Linked DNA regions of Homo sapiens: region 2 is linked to region 1. A link is a loop called in an ENCODE intact Hi-C map of the cell type or tissue named here. Cell type or tissue: PC-9. All regions are shown on one strand.

The links. Hi-C counts contacts between places; a loop is a spot of excess contacts. Peaks named below come from ENCODE experiments on the same cell type or tissue, not always from the same donor. Only the 100,000 strongest peaks of a DNase experiment are listed, where the experiment ranks them.
Region 2: a loop joins it to region 1, with 7 times the contacts of the local background. A loop is called at or near these places in 7 of 110 quality-filtered maps.

Annotation. Positions count from the first base shown.
Region 1 is chr6:108,777,815-108,785,814 of GRCh38, forward strand. It overlaps the pseudogene ZPR1P1. Among named protein-coding and RNA genes, the nearest start is that of LINC00222, 30 kb to the left of the region's middle. RefSeq lists an enhancer at 4,552-4,601. In PC-9, a CTCF peak has its summit at 4,679 (motif pointing left); DNase peaks (open chromatin) are centred at 4,737 and 5,087; H3K4me3 peaks cover 1,817 bases; H3K27ac peaks cover 2,915 bases.
Region 2 is chr6:108,728,560-108,736,559 of GRCh38, forward strand. No RefSeq gene overlaps it. Among named protein-coding and RNA genes, the nearest start is that of LINC00222, 19 kb to the right of the region's middle. RefSeq lists enhancers at 1,965-2,892, 3,227-4,019, 4,020-4,811, 7,793-8,000. In PC-9, CTCF peaks have their summits at 7,257 and 7,457; DNase peaks (open chromatin) are centred at 4,142, 6,952 and 7,612; H3K4me3 peaks cover 3,114 bases; H3K27ac peaks cover 5,774 bases.

The DNA of each region.
Region 1 (8,000 bases):
TGCATAGTGCGGAAGGGTAGACAGAGATTGACTTCTGAGAGAGGAAGGAGAATATTTAGAAGGTAATCAGGGGCCGGAGGAAAGAGATGAGAGGGCAACTTTCCAGCCGGGCATGGTGGCTCACACCTGTAATCCCAGCACTTTGGGAGGCTGAGGTGAGCGGATCACCTGAGGTTAGGAGTTCGAGACCAGCCTGGCCAACACGGTGAGACCCTGTCTCTAATAAAAGTACAAAAATTAGCTGGCCATGGTGGCACGTGCCTGTAGTCCAAGCTACTCGGGGGGCTGAGGCAGAAGAATCACTTGAACCCAGGAGGTGGAGGTTGCAGTGAGCCAAGATTGTGCCACTGCACTCCAGACTGAGCGACAGAGCGAGACTCTGTCTCAAAAAAAAAAAAAAAAAAAAAAAACAACTTTCCTTTTATAGTATATCCACTTCAAAAACTTTTTGCTGTTCAAATTTTCTACAATGTGCATGTATTGGCCATTTTTAAAAGTAGATAATATATATTTAAATTTTGGAAGCAATGCCCTTCTTTGTGTTATTTGTGTCCTCTGAGATGCAAGTAATTTATTGGGGAACACACCTGTAATGGAAAATGGGGATGGAGCCAGAGGCGATGGGGAGGACGCTCAGAGTGTGATGAAGGTCTGACCCTGGAGAAGACAGGAGAGAGGGAAGGAAATTTGGACAAGGTCAGTGAACGTCCTTGAGCCAAAATTGCCCATCAGAAGTCCCACCTCTCCCAGGAGAAGGCGTGCCTTCCTATTCCTGCTACACTGAGAGGTTGGCTGAGGGCAGCCCCTGGGAAGCGCAGCCTCAGATGTGTTGATGGATTCAGAGCACAGCAGCTGGGGCCCTCGATCAGCTGCACTCCCTGCAGCAGATCTCATGGCTGTGGCCCCTCCAAAATCTGTGCTGATCACCTCTTCACTGAAGTTTGCAAATATTGCTCTTATGTGATGACTTCCTTGATTTTATAGTTACAGTGACTTGGATTCTTCTGATTCTAGGAAGTAACTTTTTTCTTTAATCATTTATTCATCCATTCATTTAACCAGTCTTTATTAAATACTTACCACATGTTATGTACTGAGCTAAGTGCTGGGGACACAAAAGTGAATAAAACAGACCTGGGTCCCAGATTCATGGACTTGAGGATCTGCTGAGCAGGCAGAAATGAATCAAACGATCAGCCAGCATATAACTTCCAACTCTAGTGAATGCTGCAGAGAAAAAGTGTAGAAAGTCATGATGCATCTGACACCAGTTGGAGTTTGGGGAAGGCTCCACAAAAGATGTGAAATATTAGAAATAAATGCTTATTGAGAAAACAGTGTGCAGAAGAGTGTAAAGTACAAAACCAGGCCAGGTGGTGGCTCACGCCTGTAATCCCAGCACTTTGGGAGGCTGAGGCAGGAGAATTGCTTGAGCTCAGGAGTTCAAGACCAGCCTGGGCAACATAACAAGATCCTGTTTCCACAAAAGATCAAAAAATGAGCCAGGTGTGGTGGCACGTGCCTCCCATAGTCCCAGCTACTCAGGAGGCTTTGGTGGGAGGATCTCTTGAACCAGAAGGTCAAGGGTGCAGTGAGCTGAGATTGTGCCTCAGCACTCCAGCCAGGGTGACAGAGTGAGACCATGTATCAAAAAAACAAAAACTAAAAAAAGAACAAAACTAAAATCACTCATAATTCTAGAACCAGAAATAACATCACCTGGCAGCTTTCTTTGTCTTTTACAAAAAATGCAGTTGTCTAATACAGCATTGTTCAATAGAACGGAATGTGAGCCACATATGTAATTAAAAATTTTTAAGACTCTTGAGACATTTTATAAAATTTTTGGAGAAGTGCTGTTCTCATTTGCATTGCTGGCAGTCCCCAGAGTGCATGTCTCACTGTGACTCTGGCAGTGGTGACCAATGTAATTTCCTCTAAATTTGTTAATTTGATTTGTCAAATTTGGCATTTCCTTATTTTCACAAACAATTCCGAAGTCTTTGCATTCTAGAGAGGCTGAACATTCTTTGTCCCTCTGCTCATTAGCTAATTCATTTCTAGTTTTACATTACTAATTTTCTTCTTTTAGAAGTGAATGAATGGTGCCTCTTACATTGAATGGAGTCAGATGAAGCCTGATACTTGTATTTATTTTCATATGCTAACATGGTTTGATTTCAAATCTCACCAACAATGGTTAAGCTTTGCCGACTGGGAGATGCAGTGCTGAGTATTAGGGGAAATACACTGAGAGCTGGAGGGTGCTCACAGGAAGCATACAAGTCCTGGAGGAAAACAGCAGGCCGGGCACAGCAGCTGAACCATGAGGCTGTGCACACTCAGGTACCATGGGACGTCTGGGTGCCCACGAGAGCAAGAGTGGGGCTGGGTAGCTGACTCTGGAGGGATCAGGTTCATGGAAGCAGTGAGATTTGAAACAGATCTGGGGGAGAAGGATCTCCGCGAGCAGGGTGGGATGAGAGGAGCCGAGGGCTGGGCTGGAACGTAGTGGTGTCTAATAGCAGATGTGGGAGACAAAGCAGGAAGGTCTGCTGGGCCCCTGTTCTAGCAGAATTTAAATAACCCCCTGAGGCTTTATTTTATAGATTTTGAGAACCTGGCCAGGCGTGGTGGCTCATGCCTCTAATCTCAGCACTTTGGGAAGCTGAGGTGGGTGGGACACTTGAGGTCAGGAGTTCGAGACCAGCCTGGCCAACATGGTGAAACCCCGTCTCTACTAAAAATGCAAAATTAGCTGGGCTTGGTGGTGCACACCTGTAATCCCAGCAACTTGGGAGGCTGAAGCAGGAGAATCCCTTGAGCCCAGGAGGTGGAGGTTGCAGTGAGCCAAGATTGTGCCACTGCACTCCAGCCTGGGCGACAGAGTAAGACTATTTCAAAAAAAAAAAAAAGAATTTTGAGGACTTGATGGTGCTTTTAAGCTGTTTTATTTTTCCTTTGAGAAGAGAAAATCCTAATTCACAGAGCTTTTCAAGGGAAAGGGCCTAAAGAGAGAAAAGGTGGCGTATCCTCAGCTCTTCCGCTGAGGTCAGCCTACCAAGGAGAGATCAGCTTTAGTTCCTCAGAGACATGCCCAGTGATTCCAGGTGTGTGCAGGAGAGTGGCCAAACAGCTAAGGCAATAAGTCTGTTCTGAAGAAGACTTCTGTGTGTCAGGGGCCCACCTGCCGTGGCCAGGGAGGCTCTGCTCGTGCTTGAACCAGGCTTCTGCCAGGCGCCCTCCACCCACTCCATGCCTGCCCTCTCCACCCACCCCCTCCTCTACCCCCTCCCCTTCACCACCTCCCACACCCTCTTCACCCCTGCCCCTAAACCCCCACCTACCCCGGGGTCTAGTCCTTTGGGGGGAACATGAACTTGGCCTTCTTTAGAGCAGGCTGACCAATGGCTACCTCCATTCAGAAATGCTTGCTGTAACTCAGGACATCCTGTGTTGGCTGTGTCCCAAAGTCCAGGTGAAAATCTCCCGGGCCTCTGCACATCTTAGGAAGGAAGAGGGACCAAGCATCTAATGAGGTCTCTGATCTGGAGAGGAGAAGCACCTTGAGCCAGGGAAAGCCTCTTCCAGCACAGACAAGGCAGCCCTTTCTTTAGTGGGTGTCCTTTTCAGAACCAGGTGTTGCTAAGATTTAAAAGGTATTCTGTTTGCTAATTCAACTGAAATACACACAATCCGCCCCCAGTGCTGGGTTCAACATCTTTTTGCCAAGGCGGTTTTTACAAATGCTGATGAACCACTCCATGTGGCTTCCTAGGCAAGCACATTCCTCAAGCATTTTGACACCGGCTAATGATTTAAAGTCCCTTTGGCTCCATAAACAGTGGAGGCCGGCCCAAAGTGTTGGCTGATTAGAAACCCACTGGGCAGGCTCGCCCAAAAGGGCCTGGGGCTGGGTGAGCGCTCTACCTGGCTTCCCTCCTTGGGTGAGGAGGAGTGGGGTGGAAGGAAGGTGAGAAGGTGGTGCCCCTTTTCTGGATCTCTTGGTTTCCCTTTGACTCTCCATCTAGTATTCTCTGCATACACACACACTCGCACACACACACGCGCACACACATGCACACTCATATGCACACGCACACTCGTCTCTGCCTATGACTGTTCGATATCTTGTTGAATAGGCTCTGTGAAGGGCTGGGGGAGGGGCACATGTTGGAGAGAATGCCTACTTTTACTTCACTCGCAAAGATTCATCCCAAATTCTGTGGGGGTGTGTTGGCAAGGAGGGGAGGCAAGACTAAACAGAGGGGATAAAAACTTGCATCCGCATGATTGCTTTTTAAAAATATGACAACTTGTGAAAGCTTTATTTTCTGTTTATAGTGAAAGGCATTTCTTCTTGCCATTTACAGAGCAATTCTGCAAGAGAGCTTCAGCAAAATTCCAAAACAATCGCATCGAGAGTCGGCACAACGCAGGTCTCCCGACTTTGACTGGTTCCAGACGAAGTTTCTTTTGTCGTTTGCTAGCCTCCAGGGATGCAATCTCTACACTCTCTGTGGGATGGAGGGGGAAGGTGAGTGGAGGGAACATTAAATATTAGGAAACCCGAAGAAAAAGCAAAAGCAACTGCTTTCTCAGGCTGCCCTTCGGAGGTTCGTAGTCCGGGAACGATGAAGGGAGACTGCCACCTATGGGCCAGGTTCCAGGGACGCCCGCACGTGGCGTTCTGCGGGACAGACGCAGTCTTAAGGTAGAAGGGAAGGCGTCTTCATGGGACAGTGAGTCACCGCACACTCTGCTTGCAGGCAGAAGCACTCTTAACTCATTCAGGACAGATGAGCATTTTCCCAATTTAAAGGACACTTTTTTTTTTTTTTAAACAAGAGTGTGATCTTGTAAGCCAAGTTTTGTAATACAAACAAAATAATGGAACTGACACCCCAGGACCCACCATTTAAATTAAACAGATGTTCAGTTCAGTTTGGCTGCTAGGTTCCACAGTGGGATCCACTCCAGCACTATACCTGAAATTGTGTGGCTGCTTAACAAAAATGAATCAGCATAATGAATCAGAGATAAACATCCTCTTGCCGTGCCGTCCCAGTAGAAAAGCAACAGGATAAATAACAATTGGGCAAATATCAAACCCATTCCAGCAGATGCCTGTGGGTGGGGGCAAGGGAAATGAAAGTGGAATCAGACACAAAGGGGAATATAAAAGGAAGCACAGTTGTAAAACTAGAGAGGGACCTCACATACAGTCACGGTAATGGGATAAGAACTGAGGAGTATAATTCAATCACCTCTGCTCCCAACGTGAAAAAGAAAAGTTATATGCTTTGAGCTTGGCAAGTGGGAGACGGCTACTGTGTTATAATGGTTCCAATGGTATCATACAGTTGTCCTTTGATATTTGAGATCTATGTGTTCGTGAATAGCAAATCCTATTATTCCCATTGTCTTCCATTATAAAATCAGATCTGCCACACAACACCTATACGATACTGGATTTAGAGTAACCAAGCAGTCCCGACTCCTGTTGCAGAGAAGGGAGTGGTGTAGGTATTTGTGTGTGCATTTTTTTGTCTGAGTGTGTGTACATGTGCATGTATATGAAAGCATGTGTGTATGTATGAGTGTTTAAAAAAGGAGCTCAGGAAGGATTATGGTTCTGTCACTCCAAACCAAAGGAGATTTAAGGTCCTCTGCCCAGCATTGTAGCACCTAGAGAAAAGCTAACCCTGTCCAGGGAGGCATCTCCCCTGAATAGGCACATGTACTGAATAGGCACACTGCCTTCCAGACCCATCAGAAAGGCAGAGTTGGGCTGTAGAGTCTTCAACAGAAATCAGCAAGTAAAACTTGGGATGCTAGAATGGTACTGTACTTTCAGCAAGTGGCAAAGGAAACACAGGAAAGAATCCAACAGAAGCAGGATGGGGATTTTCTGGGCAGACTAGTAGGCTGGGTGAGGGAGAATAACCCAGTGTTGCACTCTATGTATAATCCACATTTTGTTTGCCCATTTTGCTCCTGAAGGACCTGTAGGAGACAGGAGCTAGGCCAGAACTGTTCTCTTAGCCCCACCAACTAAGGGTTAGTAGCATCAGTTCCTAAGTGAAGAAGAACTGGCAACCGATACCAGAATCCATCGAATGTCCTTTAGGGTTCTTTATACATAAAAACATAAATAGTGCCAAATTCTCATTAGTAGCTCAGTTGCTCTTTAAAAAAACACTCCTTTTATCTTTTATGAAGTGTAAGTTCAAGAGTCTTTCTAGATGTTGTAATATTCGGACACCTGGTTTAGGAGGCCTCTCTCTCCCCCCTTCATATATGTGAACCATAACCAGGAAGATCTGAGTATCTTTAACGTATATTAGTAAATTATATATACTATCGTTTCATGTACTTTACATTTTATGTAAATTATATTGTATAAATATTTATGTTGCATCTTTCTAGTTTATCATTACACATTTTAGATGTATCCATGTAGGTGATAAGGATCTAGTTCACTCATTTTAATGGCTGTGCAGCATTGCATTGCATGAATAATCCACATTTGATTTGCCCATTTTGCTCCTGAAGGTCAGGTAGCTTGTTTCCACTTTTAAGCTATTACCCAGAGTGCTGAAAGAATGTGCTTTTGTTCATATCTCCTTGGACCCACGTGTCTCTTGGGAACTTCTAGACATATAGTGGCAGAATTTTTGGTCATAGGTTATGCATTAACTTTACCAGGTGTTGCCAAATCGCTCTCTACAGTGGGTCTGTCATTTTTACATGCCCACTAGCAGTGGATGTAAGTATCCATTTCTCCATTCTCATCAACTTTTGGTATTGTCAGAGTTTTTTCAAGAAATTCCCACTCTAATAGGCATGAAATAGTATCTATTTGTTTTAATTTGCATCTCCTTGACTACTAATAAAGGCGAGCACATTTTCATGCGTCTATAGACCATTAAATGTCCTCTTTTGCCGATTGCTTGTTAACATCCTTAAGCTTTTTTGATGTTCGGTTGTTGCTCTTTTTCTTGCTTATTTGTAGGAACTAGTTGTACATTTTGGATAGTAATCTTTGGTTGGAAATGTGGGATATAACTATTTTCTCCAAGTCTGTGTTTGTCTTCTTGCTTTGCTGTTAGTGCCATTTGTCATTAAGAAGTTTAAAAAAATTATCTACTTCAACTTCTCACTTTTCCATGATAATTTTTGGTTTTGTATTGTTTAAGAAACCCTACCCTCCTTGGATGTCATTGAAATATTTTCCTGTAGTTCTGTCTAAATGTTTACTGCTTTTCCTTAACACATCTGAAATTTATTTTTGTTCACACAGTGAGGTACGAATCTAATTTTTCTCTTAGAAAATATTATTAGCCAATAGTCACAGTGCCATTTATTGAATAGTCATCCTTTCCCTGCTGATTTGCAGTGTCACCTCTTATATCCTAAGTTCCTACTTATGTGTGTTTCTAACTTTTTCAGAAAATTTGCCCCATTGATCTATTTAGCTAAATGCTGATACCAGAATATTTTATTTCATTTTCCAGGTGTAATTTTATTCCACTTTCTCCAACTTCAGAGTTCCAACCTTAGAGGACAGAGCATTATGTGGAGGGAGGGTAAAGACTTGATATGAAAAAAGTGATAATGACATACCCCTGGTTCATTTCTGGGTTTCTTCCTAGGCCAATTCAAAGCCTCAAAATAAGGTCAAGTAACACAATAGGCTCACACTTGCATTACAAGCTGTTTAGAAAATGTGCCTAGATCTCTGACTCAGACAAGATGTCCTCCCCACCATGGGCAAGGGCTGGTGGGCAAGACACTCCCAGCCTTCTTCCAATACTAATAAATAACCTGCAGAATGAGCAGCGCTGGAGAGCTGGCCCTTGACCCACCCACTGCTACCGTTGTGGAGCCAGGCCTGCCTCATAGCCCTCTGTCTTCATGTCATTGAGCTCTAGCTCCTCATTTTAGTCAAAGGTGTGCTTATAATGCTCCGCCTTCATCTCAGGATCATCTTCAGTTGC
Region 2 (8,000 bases), 49 kb before region 1:
TTAAACTGAATAAATATGTAAAGTGCTAGGTAAACTTTAGGCTTTCCCTCAGGTTTTGCCCCACAAAATCAGAATGATTCTTTGGCCTTTAATTTGGGGACAGAGAGGCAAATGACAATAACATTAGGAAATGTTGGAAATGTTAAAAATCAAACAATCTCTAGGGGCCAGAACGTCTCTAGGCAGAAGGAGGGTCCGGTAAAATCTCCCCTCCCCCATTCAGTTAGGAGGCACGTCAGAAAGTGTTGAGAGTGTAGGGGGCCTCAGTGGCCCCTGCACTAGGAAGGCAGCAGCAGGCGTTCCTGCTCCTACAGGAGACAGGCTGGCCCATCTCGGGAGGCACTTAGTGCTTCTTAACTAAAGGCGATTCTGCCCTCCAGGGAGCATTGGCAACGTCTGGAGACATCCGACTGTCACAACAGGGGAGTACTACTGGCATCTGGTGGGTGGAAGCCAGGGATGCCACTGAACATCCTATAATGCAAGGAGAGGGAGGACAGGGTCCCCCTACAACAAAGAATTCTCCAGCCTCCAATGTCAATAGTACTGAGGTTGAGAAACTCCGGGCTAGTAAGAAAGCCGGGTCCAAATTCCAACTCTCTCATTAATAGCATTGTTACTTTGGGAAGGTATTTAACTTCTGTGTGCTGGTTTCTACATCTGTAAAATGAGGATGATAATCACAGTACCGTCATAAGGTGGTTGTGAGCATCCAATGAGTTTACAGTAGGGATTGTGTTTAAATTACTGACTAGGACATAGGAAAACCCTATGTAGGAGCTGGGAATTGAACCATCTCCCATTGGAGATGCCACCTGGGGTCATAGCTCTTCCCCCAGGGGCCACATCCTTGCCTCCCTCCCAGAGAGTTTCTCTCTTCCCTAGGCTACACATCCCCATTCTTTTCAGCTGACACAGTGCCCAGAGGCTTTACCATGCTGTTCTGTTTTCTGGAAGGATTCTGTCAGAGTTACTTTTTTAAAAAGCCACCCTAATCACAAGGTCAAGAGATCGAGACCATCCTGGCCAACATGGTGAAACCCTGTCTCTACTAAAAATACAAAAATTAGCTGGGCGTGGTGGCGGGCATCTGTAGTCCCAGCTATTCAGGAGGCTCAGGCAGGAGAATTGCTTGAACCCGGGAGGTGGAGGTTGCAGTGAGCCGAGATTGCACCATTGCACTCCAGCCTGGCAATAGAGTGAGACTCCATCTCAGAAAAAAAAAAGCCACCCTAGATTGTACCCCACAAGCCCAGTGTCCTGAAAGCACAGAGGGACCACCACACTATCACCTTCCTAACCCGATGCAACCCTCTGGTGAATGTTATCTAAGATGGGGTTGGCATTTGTCATGAGAGTTGTGAGCTGCCGTTGGCTACTTATACTTTGATCAATTGGAAACTGCCAGCCCTGCTTCAGCAGAGGAGGAGCCCCAGGGTGGAAAGGGTCCTGAGAGGACATCACAGAGTACGTGGCTCTCCAGCAACAAGTGCTGTATCAAAAAGGAATTTTCTACTCAGCCTGAAAATTCAGTGAACTAAAACTCTGCTTTCCTTGGGATTAGGTAGGGTAGCATTGAACTGAAAAGATCCTCCCAGAAAAGCTATGTCACCAAGCAGGAGACCCTGACCCTTGCATGCCTTATTCCTCTTTCGCCTCATCTCCTCAGTGGGGTTATTAGTCTGATTCACTCTATCATTTCCTAAACTCCTCAGAGGATAGCCTCTTCTGGAAACAGGATCATATAAAAGATTCTCCTGGCCGAGCGTGGTGGCTTGAGCCTGTAATCCCAGCATTTTGGGAGACCAAGACGGGTGGATCACCTGAGGTCAGAAGTTCGAGACCAGCCTGGTCAATATGGCAAAACACTGTCTCTACTAATAAACAAATACAAAAATTAGCAAGGTGTGATGGTGCGCACCTGTAATCCCAGGTACTCGGGAGGCTGAGGCAGGAGAATCACTTGAACCCAGGAGACAGAGGGTGCAGTGAGCTGAGATTGTGCCATTGCACTCCAGCCTGAGTGACACTCCGTCTCAAAAAAAAAAAAAAAAGAAAGAAAGAAAGAAAAGATTCTCCTTTGTCTAACAACTTCACCCCACAGCAGTCTGCAGAGTAGCAGTTTGACAAATAAAACGGGAGATGCAGCTACTGCAAATAGCAAAAACCACTTCACTTCCAAATTTCCCAAGTCCCGGGGGAGCCCACTTAAGCATTCCTCCAATAGAGAGCCTGTTAAACCGTAATGGCTTTAATTTGGTCCAATTAACCTCACACTGGGCTAACTTCTGCCCTTAGCTATGGGTTGGCAGCTACTGCTGACTCCAGGTACAGTAGTGGGCAGGTAACACCAGAAACTAACTCGGCGAATGAAAGGAAAATATGTTCGCCACATCCTCCAAGCAGGAGGGGAAAAACGACCTGGCTCAGGCATGCTGCTCCAAAGTGCACATTCAACCCAGAAATCTTCCAAGAAGCCAAATGAGGTGAAAACAGGACATGTCAACTGAGAATGCGAGTGAGTTTTGTTTGTTTGTTTTACATTGTCAGTTGCCTTTCATTTGCAGAACATGCTGAATGGATGTGATTTCCAGCTCTCTGTGATTATAAGTCTGATTCAATTCCTTTCAAGGCATAAAAGCCTTTTCTTGCCGAGTTGTCTTTGGGAATTCTTCACTTGAAGTTTATTCTTTCAGTATAAGGCTGCCCTGCCCAAGTGGGAGACCGAGAGCCTGCTGTCTCTTTTACACACAGCGACCTGTGTGGGGTCCTCCACACCCAGGATTAATGTTCTTCTTTTTGGACATTTGAATGGTGGTTTTCACCGTCAATGGGCTATGGTTTGTAACTGAATAATGGGAAATGACAATAGAACACTTGGGGCGGGGACTGGAGAGCTGAGGTCCTCTGACCCAGCCACCTGTATTATATAAGAGAAATCAGAACCCAGACTCCAGAGCGTGCTCCCAGAACCCTGGGGTCCTGAGAGGGTTAAGTGGAGGGGTGTGGGGGAAGAAGCTGAGCACATCGAACCCCTCTTCCTGTTCAACTAGAGCATCTCCATTTTGATATATTTTCAACTTTTAAAGTTTTACATTTATACAGAAAAGTGCACCAATCACAAATGCACAGCTCGATGAACTTTTACAAACAGAACACATCTGCAGAACCAGCCCAGATCCAGAAACAGGGCCACCCCTCACTGCTGCCTTTCAACACCACCCCAGAAAGAAACCACTGCCCTGGACTCTCACAGCATCTCAGTGATACATTTTATACATTCAGGCTCCACATAGGATTGTTTTAAACTTTTTATTTTGAAATAATTATAGATTCACAGGAAGTTGCTAAGAGAGTACAGAGAAGCACATTGAATTTTATATTCATTTTCAACGTTCAGAAACAAAATTTTTAAGTTAAAAAACCGGTGGTTTAAACTAAATTAGCAAATGGACGGGTTTTGGAGCCAGGCCACGTGAGATTGAGTCCACATTCTTTCCCTTACCAGCACATGACCCCAGACTTGTCCCCTAATCATCCTGAGCTGCAGATGAGGCTCATACCTCCTTCCTGCTATTGGTGGGATTAAAATCAAAGTGAGACCGTGTGCACTGCAGGAGGTGCCCGGAGTGATGGATGCGGCAGGAGTGTTCAAGCAGTGCCTCTCCCATCTGCAGCTTCGTCCGGTTTCCAGTCAAGCACTACTGCACGCCCAGCACCCCAGCTCCTCCACCATTCCTCTGCCTCCCATGCCTGCAGCAGCTTCGCCCTCCAGCTGTTGGGGCAGGTGGGGTCTGGAGGAGTAGCCACCTGGATAGGAGAGCTGGGGAGGACTGACGAAGCAGGCCTGCCCTAGGTGCCTCACCTGTGGGCTGGCCATTGTGAAATCAGCCCTGTTCATGTGCCACCTGAAAAGGCTACCCTACCCTCCCCCCCCACCCCCACCCCCGACGCTGGGAAAGGGTGTGGCTCTCTGCTCATTAAGGAAGCATTCCCACTGTGGATGGGTAACAAAAGGCAACCCTCAAGGAGTGACCTTACTAAATCCAAAGGAATCCGGCCTCCTCTCATTAGTGGGAGGGTAGCTGAGGGTGACTCTTGGCCAGCCGGCCCTGAGTCATTGAGGGAAGAAAGGCCAAGCCTGCATGACCCATCTCAGAGGCCTTGCCCTGGACAGAAAGGGACCTGGAGCCACCCGAGAGATAACATCTGGGCGGGCCTGGGGCTGGATCCACCTGTCCACTCTGCGCACCTAAGGCCGTGCCTGCCACACCTCCAGATCCAGGAAGTTAGCAGGCAGGCAGCAGTACTCAGGGAGGCCTCCAGATCAGCCCCCAAAGGTCTACACTGTGGAACCTGCTTCTCCTCTCAGGAAAGACTTCTGGCCTCACCCCCTCTTCTAGAGCATGCGATTCTAATGAAATGGAGCTTCTCACTGGAGCCCAGGTTTCCATTCTACCCATGTCACCTGTCCCTAGAGGAAAGGCTACCCTCCTTGCCCCTGCAGGGGTTGCCCTGTTGTACCTCTGTGAGGGCTTGGTCCTGGCCCTACGTGCCTCCTCTCTCTGCCTTCCAGAGGCTTCTCTGCTCCAGCACTTCCCTTGGGCCCACCCTCTGGGGGTTTTCAGTCCAAGAATGGATGGAGAGGAAGAACCTGTCCCTCTGGTTGCCTACCATCTCTCAGGTGTCAAAATGTGGCACACTCCAGTGACACCTCTGGGGACCAGAGCATGAGCCAGCCTGTACCTTGAGGCAGCTGTGCCATTCTGGGAATTTTCCCCTTTCCTTCCTCAGTGGTTAATCTTAGGGTGGCAGTTTTAAGCCTAAGGTCAGGAAGCTCTGGCAGAAGAGGCAATGATGTTGATGGTGATAATGATAATAATAATAGATAGGGTGGCTGGAGGGATGGTGAGTGGCGTGGGAGTGAGGATGAGTCCCAGGTGGTAGTCTTAAGCAGTCTGGACACCCTGCTGCTAATGATAGGCATCACTTATTGAATACCTATATGAACCATGGGTTGCACTACGTGCTTTGCACGTGTTGTGCCACTTAATCCTCCCAATAACTCTATGGAGGTCATCATCATAGGGTTACGATGTCCTGTAAGTAACTTGCTTAAGGTCATGTAGCTAGTAAACACAGAACTAGAACATGAATGCAAGTCTGTGTGACTCCATGCTCCTTTCCTTTTTCTCTCTCTGTCCCTTGTTCACCCTACAGAAACTCTTAACCTTCCTAATTTTCTATTCTAGAAAGGGTTTATTTTTAGCTAACCACCTGCTATGCTTGTTGAGAATAACCAACACCTGTTAAAGCTTAAGGTGTCACCCACCCTGGGGGTATTTGCATTTTAATGGAAACCTGGGTGACAAGATAGTAACCAACACTTGCGTAGAGCAGTGGCTCTCAAAGTGATGATGTAGGCATTACAGTTTGTAGACACTGTTTGCATTCATTATCCCATTGTTTTATAGCAGTGCTTCTCAAACTTTAGAGGGCATCGGAATCACCTGGAGACTTGTGCAATCACAGATTACTGGGCCTCACCCAGAGTTTCTGATTCTGCAGGTTTGGAAGGGCCTGAGAATTTGCCTTTTCAACAAGTTCCAGGTGATGCTGGTAATGCTGGCCTGGGAACTACATTTTGGGAACTATTGCATTGTAGCAATCCAATAAAATTAGAATAGCAAGCATTATTGTTTCCATTTTTTAGACAAAGAAATTGAAGTGCAGGGACATTAGATGACTTGTGGTTGAGTGATGGAGTTATCAAAAAGCAGGCGAAGGACTTTGACCCAAGATAGGACTCTTCTATACCATTATTTCTCAACAGGTCTGGGCAGTACTGAGATTACTGCAAAGATGATTCAAAAAAATTATATGAGCCTCTACTAGATCACCCAGGTGGCTATGGAGACCTGAATGCTGCCTGCTCTTCAGGGCACATGGCTGCATTTGTGTATGCAAAGGCATTACCCCAGTGAAGTGAGAGCACGTGGCAGGGAAGCCTGCCAGACTCAAAGGCCTCATTCACGTGTATGCAGACGTGTCGCACACAGACCCGTTTTACTTTACTTTCATCTAACAGTTTGCAGCGAGAATTGGCCAACAGGACCCAAATTCTGTCTTCAAGTGGAAAAGGCAGAGGTCTCCAAAGGCTGGAGCCAGAGCTGGCTCTCAAGGATTGCTCCTAGCAGAGCTTTGGTTAAGTATGAGTACGACATCCCTGAAGGAAAAATAGCCCTGCAGTTACTAACTTCCACAATGTACCTGGGTGCAAAGGCATCCTCTGCTAATGGCATTATTAAAGTCCAGTGCAGAAACAGATGCAGACTCATGCTAACTTGACCACTTAATTCAGTGTTGGCAATTTAGTTTCAGCAAAACCAGACACTTACCTGAGAGCCATAGGATTAAGGAGTTTTTATTAAATGTCATATCTAGCTTATATTTAATTTGGACATATTCAAGAAACAAACATGGCGAAAATAATTTAAATCCATACTAAGAGGTTTGAGGGGTTTTGTTGTTTGTTTTTTTAAACAGACAGCCATACTTCTTAAGTTTCAGAAATGCTGCTGTATCTATGTTGCCCTGGCTTGAGATCCTAATAAATCCCAAGGTATCACCTTGGGATACCCCGGGATGCAGAAGGCAAATCCCACCGTACGTGATGCCTCTCCTTCCCCAACCCCCAAGTGCTGCCGTGACTTCTCTTACAAAAGTGAAATTGAGTTATAAGAATATGATGAAAAGTTTTGATAAATGGAACTAAAGAACATAATAGTAAATTAAAGTAAAACGGTATAAAAAAAAAAAGGAAGAGAGAGAGATGTCCCCACAAAGCATTCTGTGGCCTGAATGGTAGTGTGGCAGGGTAAGGGTCATGGGGACCTGGTCACACCATTGCCCCAGGGCAACCAGTATCAGGAGTTTTACAGCCAGGTAGTCAGGAGGAACTTAGTCATCCTGGTGCAGTGGAAAGGGCATTGGATTTAAAGGCAGTCTGTATGGGTGATGTTGTACAAGCTTGTAGTCCCAGCTACTCTGGAGGCTGAAACAGGAGGATCACTTGAGCCCAGGAGTGGGAGGATGGAGGATGCAGTGAGCTATGATCACTCCACTGCATTCCAGCTTGGGTAACAGAGCAAGACTCTGTCTCTTAAAGAAAAAAAGAAAAAAAATTACAAAATAAAAATAAAGGCAGACTGTAGGCTCTGCTCTAGCATTTCCAAGTCATGTGACTTTAGACAGCTTATTTAGCTTCTGAGCCTCATTTTTACTGTCTGTAAAATGGGAACTGTGCTCAGAGTGCTTCCCGCTTTTAAAGGAGATCAAGCAGGAGCCTGTCTACACTGGGAAGCTCCAGACACATTTGCCCTTATTGTTTCATCTGTCCTTTTTCCAAGTGCTGTCTGTCTCCCCCACCAATTCTGTAACTCTGCTCTTCTATCTCACTGCTCCTCCTACCCCATCCTCAAGGCATTACCAGCCTCTCAGTCCCCATTGGCAGGAGGGTTCGGCTCCACGGAGGCCAATTTCCAGGGCATGCCAAGGGAGGGTCGATTCTAATCTTGCTAAACCTGGGCGGGCCCTGGAAGTCTTCTGGTCCCACCCCTCTTGGAGAGATAAGGAAGTGAAACCAGACACGGTGGATGTGACCTTCTTAATGCATCACCTGGACAAAGATCGAGGAATGTACTCTCGGATTCTTTTTCAATAAGTTCTCTCTTTTCCCCATTCTTCCTCTTATATACAAGGATGGAAAAGGGGCCAGATTTTCTGGAGGCTTGAGGCCCATTTGGCAGAGAGAGTGACACACAGAGAAAAGCCAGAGAACCCCGTCTGGGTGGGAGAAGCAGGTCAGGAGTCAAATGCCTGGGAACAGAGGGCATGGTGGCAGGGGACAAAAAAAGAGAGCTACTGGAGAGTTCCAGTCCCTGGGAGGATTCAGAAGGAAAGCTGAGATATTCCTGTTAGGAATATTCTCGGCCCGGTGC